2 separate regions of the Mus musculus genome follow, and region 1 is linked to region 2. A link is a loop called in an ENCODE intact Hi-C map of the cell type or tissue named here. Cell type or tissue: gastrocnemius. All regions are shown on one strand.

Region 1 (4,000 bases), 140 kb before region 2:
TTAGCAATGAAAACTGAAGCGGCCTTTAAATTACAATTTTATATATGTGTATGTGCATGTGCAGGGGCGTACATGCCATGCAGTGTCTGTGGAGGCCCAGAAGCTTGCGGAAGGTGGTTCTTTCCACTGTGGACTCAGGCCTGGCATCGAGTACCTGTCCTCACTGAACCATCTCTAGGCTGTTTCCATTTCTCCAGAGTCTCAGATAGCCCTTACTGGTCTTGAATTCCTGATCCTCTTGCCTCAGTCTCAGAGTGCTAGGATTAAAGGCTGCCATGCCCAGCTCCCTGATCTATTTTTGATTCATGCAGGGCCACAGTTAATGGCTGACACCTATTTTGTGGACGAAGAAACTGAAATTCAATAGTAGCAGTAGGGACGCTGGACATGGCTTTGATTGTTTGCACCCAGCAGCTCGGCAGTCTTATCTACTCCACGAAGAACCCAACCTCAAACCTGGAAAGGCACCGGATCTGTATGTGACTGTCCCCAGCAGGGTAGCTCTATGACCTCTGTGGTCCGCAGAGAGAATGGCTTATGGTTTTCCCAGTCTGAGTTCAGCTACAGGCTGTGTCTGGCTCACCTCCCTGCTGTATCCCTTGAAGGCTAGCTAGACTGGATCCTTCCCTTGCTTCATATACAAAAATTCACTGAGCACAGGTTAAAAGGAAGCTAGTAACCATGTTTTAAGCTGCAACAAACAAAAAGAACAAATAAGCCAATTTTAAAAGGACACGAGAAGACATTTCTCCAAAGACACACAAATGGCCGGCAAGCCCAGGAAAAGATGTCACGCCAGTAATCAGCACAGTGAGGACGGCCACTATTCACAGCCAAGAAAATGATACAGGGGCATAGAGCTGCTTGTGTGCTGTGGTGGGAATTCCAAACAATGGAGCCATTATGGAAACTGCAGATCCCATTTAAAAAAAGACACACACACACACACACACACACACACACACACACACACACACACGGACGCACACCTTCAGGCCCAGCATTTGGAAGACAAAGGGAGGCCTACCTCACCATTCTGTTCTACAAATCACAAGTAGTGGGCTAGCCAGGACTTCAAAGAGAGACCCACCCTGTCTCAAAATAAACAAAAATGTAAAAATAAAATTAAACCCACATTGCTGCTTCTGGGTGTGTATCTCACATGAACTTGCCACTCTTCTCATTGGAGTATTATTGACAACCAAAAAAGTCTACCAGGCAGTGACAGGTAAAGAGAATGTGGCCTAAGCTGTGAGAGAACAAAGCCAGCACATCCTTCTGCAGTTACAAAATGGAAGCTGAGGGGCTGAAGTAAGTTGGTCCCCATCAGACACGCTGCATCATTCCTTAGACATGAAGGGTCTAAGGTTGTCAGCCTCTGAAAAGCAGAAAGAATGATGGTTGCCAGAGACCCGTGGAGAAGGGATATGGTGTCTAAGGGGCTGGGTTTCAGTTCAGACTGGATCCCAAGTCCTGGGGCTAAAGAGTACCAGTTTGGGCAACTCAGCAAGACCCTGGCTCAGAACAGAAAGTAGAAAGAATTGGAGAAAAATACTTATTCCTCATAGAGAGGACCTGAGTTTATTTCCGGGCACTCACCCAAAGTGTGAGTGTGGGGGGGGGGGCTCACAACCACCCATTACTAGTTTCAGGGGATCCCATGCCCTCCTCTGACCTCGGCTGGCACCAGGCATACACTTGGTGCACATACATAGCTGCAAGTGAAGCACTCACACGCATAAAGTAACATTCTAAACAACCTCTTAGAGAGAGTTGGGGGGAGGGTGCTGGGGTAAAGGTTGGTGGTGGGGTCCTTGTCTACCGTCCAGGAGACCCAGAGTTCAGTCCAGTCCCCACAGTGAAAAAACAAAAACAAGAAACAAAAAAATCTGTAGTGCTGTGGTGTACAAGGTACTTATGTCCAGTTAACACTATGTAAACTAAACAAAGTTATAATAAAAGTTGTGTTTTTAACATACATCCATAAAGATATCCTTAAGTTTTACAAATCTCCCCAATTTTACATTAAAAAAAAAAGTTCTGGGGGCTGGAGAAGATATCTTAGAGGATAAGAGCACACTGGCTGCTCTTCCTGAGGTCCTGAGTACGATTCTCAGCAACCACATGGTGGCTCACAACCATCTGTAATGAGATCTGGGGCCACCTTCTAAGTCTGTTAGGCATACATGCAGGCAGAATGATAAATACTTACTAGTTATAGCATGTCGGGCAATAATAGCACAAGCCCTCTGGAGGGCGTTTCCTTCGCCAGGCTGTGCTATCCTACTTACAGGAGTGCACTTAAGAAGGCTGGTGAGTGGGACCTTTGACTGCCCGGTTGGCATCACAGCCCTGCACCATGGGGAGGGCCACCCTCTCCTCTCTCCTGGAACAGATGCCATGGCCATAGGATTCAGAGACCTAATTTCCTTACTAAAACTTTAAAGACTTTTTTTTTTTTAATTACAAATTTAAATACTAGATCTAGGAACTAGGATTGTAGCTCTGTTACGTTAGTTCAGCACGCACGAAATCCTGGGTTCGATCTCCAGCATCCGGTAAAACGGGCCATGGCCCACGCCTGAAATCCCAACCCTTGGGAGATGGAGGAGTAAGGATCCTGAGTTGAGAGTCTGACGTCAGCCTGGGAGTCTGTCTCCAGTAAATACCTGACGACGTAAACGTCGACGAAATGGAGGACCGAGGAGACAGTGGGAGAAGCGCCCCAACCCCTCACCCATCCCTCGCCTAGAACTAAACCTAAAGCGAATTAAAGTCCCGTCTGTCCCTCAATCCCCGTCTCCCTCCGATGACCGCCCTCCGTCTCGGTAGTTTCGCCCTCCTGCCTCGCCCTCTTGGCCTCCGTTATTCTCCCGGGCCTCCGCGCCGTGCCGGGTCCCCGCCGTCCACAAGCTGGTTCCCCGCTCTCACGCTCATGCCGGGCCTCACGCACAGCTCTGAGGCCTCTCCCGGCTGTGTGAGGCCCGAGCGGGGCGGGGAGAGGATGGCTCCGCGGCCGCCAAAGCTTTCCCGTGTCCTCAGGGCTTCCGCCCGCCCGCCCGCAGCACTGTCCGCTAAGCTGACGCCGGGCGGAAGGAGGCCGGGACCCGTCAGTCAGAGCCGCTCGGTGGGCGGGCTTTGCGCGGGGGCGGGGCCTGAGCGAGGGGCGGGGCTTGTCCGCCTCCCCACCCGCACCACCTCCCCTCCACTGAGAGCTTCCACCAGCCGCTCGGCTGTCAGGCGCGGTGGCCAAGTGGTAAGGCGTCGGTCTCGTAAACCGAAGATCGCGGGTTCGAACCCCGTCCGTGCCTGCGTTTGGAAGAGATATTTTCTTGTTTTCAGCTCCCTTTTGTTTGTTTGTTTTTGTTTTTGTTCAGGAGTTCAGCCCCTCCTCTACCGGTTCGTGGCCAGAGCACTGTAACTCTTTCCAGAGGCCCCGCACAGCTGCTGAACTCCCTGCATCCTCTACCCTTCAACTCCGGTCTGGATCCCGCGACGAAGGCAAGCCTTCTCTGTGAACTTTCCTTCCCTACAACGTGCGTGCGTGTCGCCGCTTTCCCCTGCTCAGCCAACTGTCCTCCCCTCCCCCAGGCGCCCACACCTTTCACAGCCTTGACGTTTTATATCAGGACCCACATATTTGTGACACTTCCAAGTCTTTTGTAAGGTAAACAGCCAGATATCATGTGACAGGACGTCCAGTGCTTCAGATTCCTGATCCCATTTTTTTGTTGTTTTAGGATATGGTCTCCTGTGTCCTGCCGGGATTACTGAGGTTGGCTTACCACCAACTAGCTTCTCTCTTCAAAACTATACTAAAGGGTAGCAATTTTTCGTTGTTTTCTTGTTTGTTTGTTTGGATGGATGTTTTTGTTTTGGAGACAGTGTCTAACCACATGGCAATGTAGCTTTAACCATCCTGGTGCTCCCTATGTAGACCGGGCTGCCTTTGAACTGTCCATCCACTTCTGACTCCCAAGCGCAAGAGTAAAACCTTGAG
Region 2 (4,000 bases):
ACCAAATAAAATGTAATTTTTCAATAAATAAATTGGCTAAATCAGACATTTTCTAGAAACTTGGGTCCCCTTGGTAGGGAAGGTTCTAAGTTGGTACCATTAACTAGAACCAGCTGGGGATGCCAACCACCCCCAGGTCCTCTAAACCCCAGTGTGTGGATAGAATCCCCAAGTCTGTATTACGCCTGCCTCCACCAGCCCTGGGAGGGTGAGTGAGATAGGACACCTACCTAGTACCTCTGTGCCAGCTATTTCAATAATCCCAGGTCCATTTAGGAAATAGTGTAGTCTCATCATAGCAAAGAAATAGAAAGTAATGGGATGCAGATGACCTGTGGCTACACTGATGTCGGGACAGCAGTAAGGTTAGAATCCAAAGCCAACACTACCCCCAGGGCCCTCCTTGCCTTCTGTGGGCCACATGTCCAAACAAATCAAAATCTTTTCAGAGAATGGTCCCAGGAAGATAAGCAGGAACTGTGGGTTCTTTCCTTCAGTGGTCCACAGAGGCCGACATCAAGGAGACTCAGTGTTCCAGAAAGCCCTGTGTGGCTTATTGAAAACCACAGGCGCACAGGCTACTGGAAATTGACTTACTAGGCATCAGTGGTAGCCTGCTCCATGGAGCCAACAATGGTTGCTGGTTCAGTGAGCAAGCTCTCAGAGATGACTTGTATGCCCTAACAGCCAGGAAAGACTGGGCAGAGAGAAGGAGGAAGCTGGGTAAGGCTCACTCCGCAGGGGATAGCAGCCCAACATGGGCTGGGGTAGGTATCCACTTCTGAAGCTCAGCTCCATCCCGCTTAGGGTGGCTTTTCTCAGACACAATTTTCGTGTCCAACTGCTATGGCCATACCCAGATAGAATCTAGCCAAAAGAGACAAGCATCTGTGTCCAGCATCTTCTACAGGAGAACTGAGTTTGGACCGGCCTCTGTGCTCTCTACTCATGTATCAGTCAAGGAAGTGAAACCCTGAGGTGTCCTGTTAGCTTCCAGTTGGACCGCAAGGTCTCCTCCTGAAGCTGGGAGCAGAACACCACTACCTAAAGGGTCACGCATGGATCAAAGTCAGGTGGGGATGTTCCCATAAAATATGAGCTCCAGGCTACCAAAGAGGCAGTAGGGATGGGACTGACCACATTGCTCTCAGAACTCCGTAAACATCCACTTACTCTGTTGCCTATGAAGAAGTGATGGTTCAGCCTGCCAGGAAGTGGATGGAGAGCTTGAGTCAGATCTATTCAGGACCAGAGCCTGTGTGTGTCTGGAGAGAGCAAAGGGAAGATCCAGGACCCACTGGGTTGACAGCTACGGGGAGTTCTTGGGGAAAGAAATTGCTCTGAAGGATGAAGAAAACAGAGGAGTTCTGAGGACTAGAACAGAGAGAGGGAGAGAGGGAACCTCCAACTCATTCCTGGCTGCTTGCGGGGGGCCTGAACACACCAGTTCAGACAGATTCCCCTTTAGCCTGGAGGATGCTCTCAGGGGATGGTGTCCAGGAGGTAGCCCACTCCCTGCCCACATAGTCTGGCTCCAGCTTGTCCTTCCAGATCCTCGCCTCTCCCCCACCCCCTTCCTGGTGCTGTGGGTTTGGCAGCCACTTGGGAAACTGTTACTTTTAAATGAATCCACCCCAGAGGAAGTGAAGAGGCAGGCATAGTTTGCCAGCCACTTCTGAGTGACCAATGTTTCTCCCTTCTCTTCCTCCTCCTCCTCCTCCTCTTCCTCCTCCTCCTCCTCCTCCAAAAGGAGAATCAAACACTTCTTCACGATGGAAGAAGGAAGGCTGGTGAGGCTCCCCGCAGAAGGGGGAGGGGAGAAATACAGGAACAAAAGAAGGGGTGATGAGAGGGACTCGTTTGATCTTAATTTTTCCCTTCCATGATAAAAACAAAAACAAAACCTAAAAGAAAACACATCACATTATTTCCCTTGAATTCTTCCTGATTGAGAGACTTCCTGATTGAGGAGGCTACATGCTGTGGTGACTCTGATCATTAGGAGCAAGACCACAAAAATAGCAGAATATTAGCTGGCAGGTGGAAGCGGCCTCAGCTTTAGATCCTGCAATTGGCTTTCTACTGGTTATGCCTTCTGATGGTAGGGACCATCCAAACGCACCTCTGGCCCCATTCTTTTCTCTGAGGCTCAATTCAAGCCACAGTACCCTACCTACATGGGGCTGACAAGCTACATTTAAGCACAGAGGATAACCAAAGCAGCAAGCCCCAAAGACGGTTGAAGGAGTGATTGTCCCAAGTGGCAGTGAATGTTCTGCTCAGTGTTTTTACTGCCAAAAGAGTAAACACTGTAGTGAGGGAATCCAGTTGTCAGCCCAGGCCTGGGGGAGGTACCTGTGGTAACTGGGTGACCTGAGAGGCACTGAAACCCGGGCTAGATGACCTGGTGCTGACTGGCCTGCCTGGAGCCAGGGCTGAGAGAGAGGGAGTAGAGCCAATGTCTGCCTGGCCCTGGCTCTGGCCCTGGTTCTTTGAGCCAGTCTGACCTGTCAGAGTGCAGTCTCTAAGGTCAAGACAACTATCAGTACTTTTTCCTCTCTATCCACTGATCCTGATGTCGTCCCTTGACTCTGTGATCCTGGCATTCTGCTGAGTATTAAACTGCAACACCCCAAGTTCACTCTTCAACAAAGGTGAACTTGAATCTGTGAGTCTCCTTCCTGCCTCCAAACCTTCCTGCTCCTGCTAGCAAAGCCCTTCAACATCCTTAAAAACATCCTTTGCCCATTCCCGACTGTATGGGCTTGGTTGGAGTTAATTCTCTCCCCACCCCCACCCCCAATCCAAGGTTGATTCTTGTGACCCAACCCTTAACCAAGCCACATACCACATTTCCCTGGCCTTCGCAGTTGTTTCCAGGGAAGGGTGATGAGCCCAGTCAGGCCACTCTCAGGGCTAACAAACCTCAATTCTGAGAGTTCTGATTATATAATTAGGGAGGTTGATCTTTCTCTTTGTCTTCTGAAAAGAAAAAGGAATTTAAAAATGGAAGGGGGGGCTGGAGAGATGGCTCAGTGGTTAAGAGCACCTACTGCTCTTCCGAAGGTCTTGAGTTCAAATCCCAGCAACCACATGGTGGCTCACAACCATCCGTAATGAGATCTGACGCCCTCTTCTGGTGCATCTGAAGACAACTACAGTGTACTTAGATATAATAATAAATAAATCTTAAAAAAAAAAAAATGGAAGGGATATCGTTCCCAGAGCTCTTGAAACCATTTTGTGACCATGAGCACGCTTGACCAAGAGGGAACCCAAAGGGTACCAGACTGAAGGCTGCATGGCACTGTATCCCTGCGATGCTACTTCAGCTGATACAATGAGTCATGCTTGGAGCTAGATGCACACGGACTTCCCAGGTAGACTTTATTTAAATCAATTCACTTTCAAGTTCTTCCCTTAGGCTGCTAAAAATTCTAGCTGAGAAGTCAGTGCATGTTCCGCTGCATTCAGATGAGCATTTATAGACACTGCTATAACTCTCTCCTCGGGGGACCTCTGGGCGTCCTCCTGAGATAGGAACTCTCTTCTCCTAACTCTCACCCTGATGGTGCCAGTGAGCAGCCCTGGCCCTCCCTAGAAGGAGGAAAATATTCCCAAACCACATATAGACAATGAAAAGGCACAAGATCAGCAGCCTGCAGGGGCCACAGCAAGCTTTCTGAGGCTGGAGTCTGTCCTGAGTAGCTTCTAGAGAGATCCAGAGGACACCTGAGACATCTAAGCAGCTCAGACGCTGACAAGTAGCAGAACTCTAGACGCTGGGCTAAGACTCCTGACCAGGAAAACTTGCAGAAGCAAGCAGAGTTTCCAACTTGGGCCAGGGACAGTTATTTAACGAGGAATTCAGGCAAGAAGGCATCCACATACCAAGGGCAGCCTTGGATCTGGAGCCAGGCAGAAGTCCAGTTACTTCAGCAAAGTGAGGACCAGAACCGGCTTAGATGCTGAGCCAACACAGTCCTGTGCCTGCCTTGGT

The links. A loop is a pair of places that touch in the nucleus more often than their neighbours do. Peaks named below come from ENCODE experiments on the same cell type or tissue, not always from the same donor. Only the 100,000 strongest peaks of a DNase experiment are listed, where the experiment ranks them.
Region 1: a loop joins it to region 2, with 3 times the contacts of the local background. A loop is called at or near these places in 1 of 42 quality-filtered maps.

What each region holds. Positions count from the first base shown.
Region 1 is chr11:79,701,411-79,705,410 of GRCm38, forward strand. Gm11205 (a long non-coding RNA gene) reads left to right here and starts at 3,160. Exons shown (of 2, transcript XR_880034.1): 1 at 3,160-3,256; 2 at 3,378-3,604. n-TTcgt3 (a tRNA gene) reads left to right here and starts at 3,240; the gene lies at 3,240-3,311. In gastrocnemius, a CTCF peak has its summit at 2,135; DNase peaks (open chromatin) are centred at 543, 1,429, 1,631, 2,298 and 1 more place; H3K4me3 peaks cover 3,893 bases; H3K27ac peaks cover 4,000 bases.
Region 2 is chr11:79,840,796-79,844,795 of GRCm38, forward strand. No RefSeq gene overlaps it. Among named protein-coding and RNA genes, the nearest start is that of 9130204K15Rik, 46 kb to the left of the region's middle. In gastrocnemius, no CTCF peak of the experiment used is centred here; no DNase peak of the experiment used is centred here; H3K4me3 peaks cover 102 bases; H3K27ac peaks cover 3,457 bases.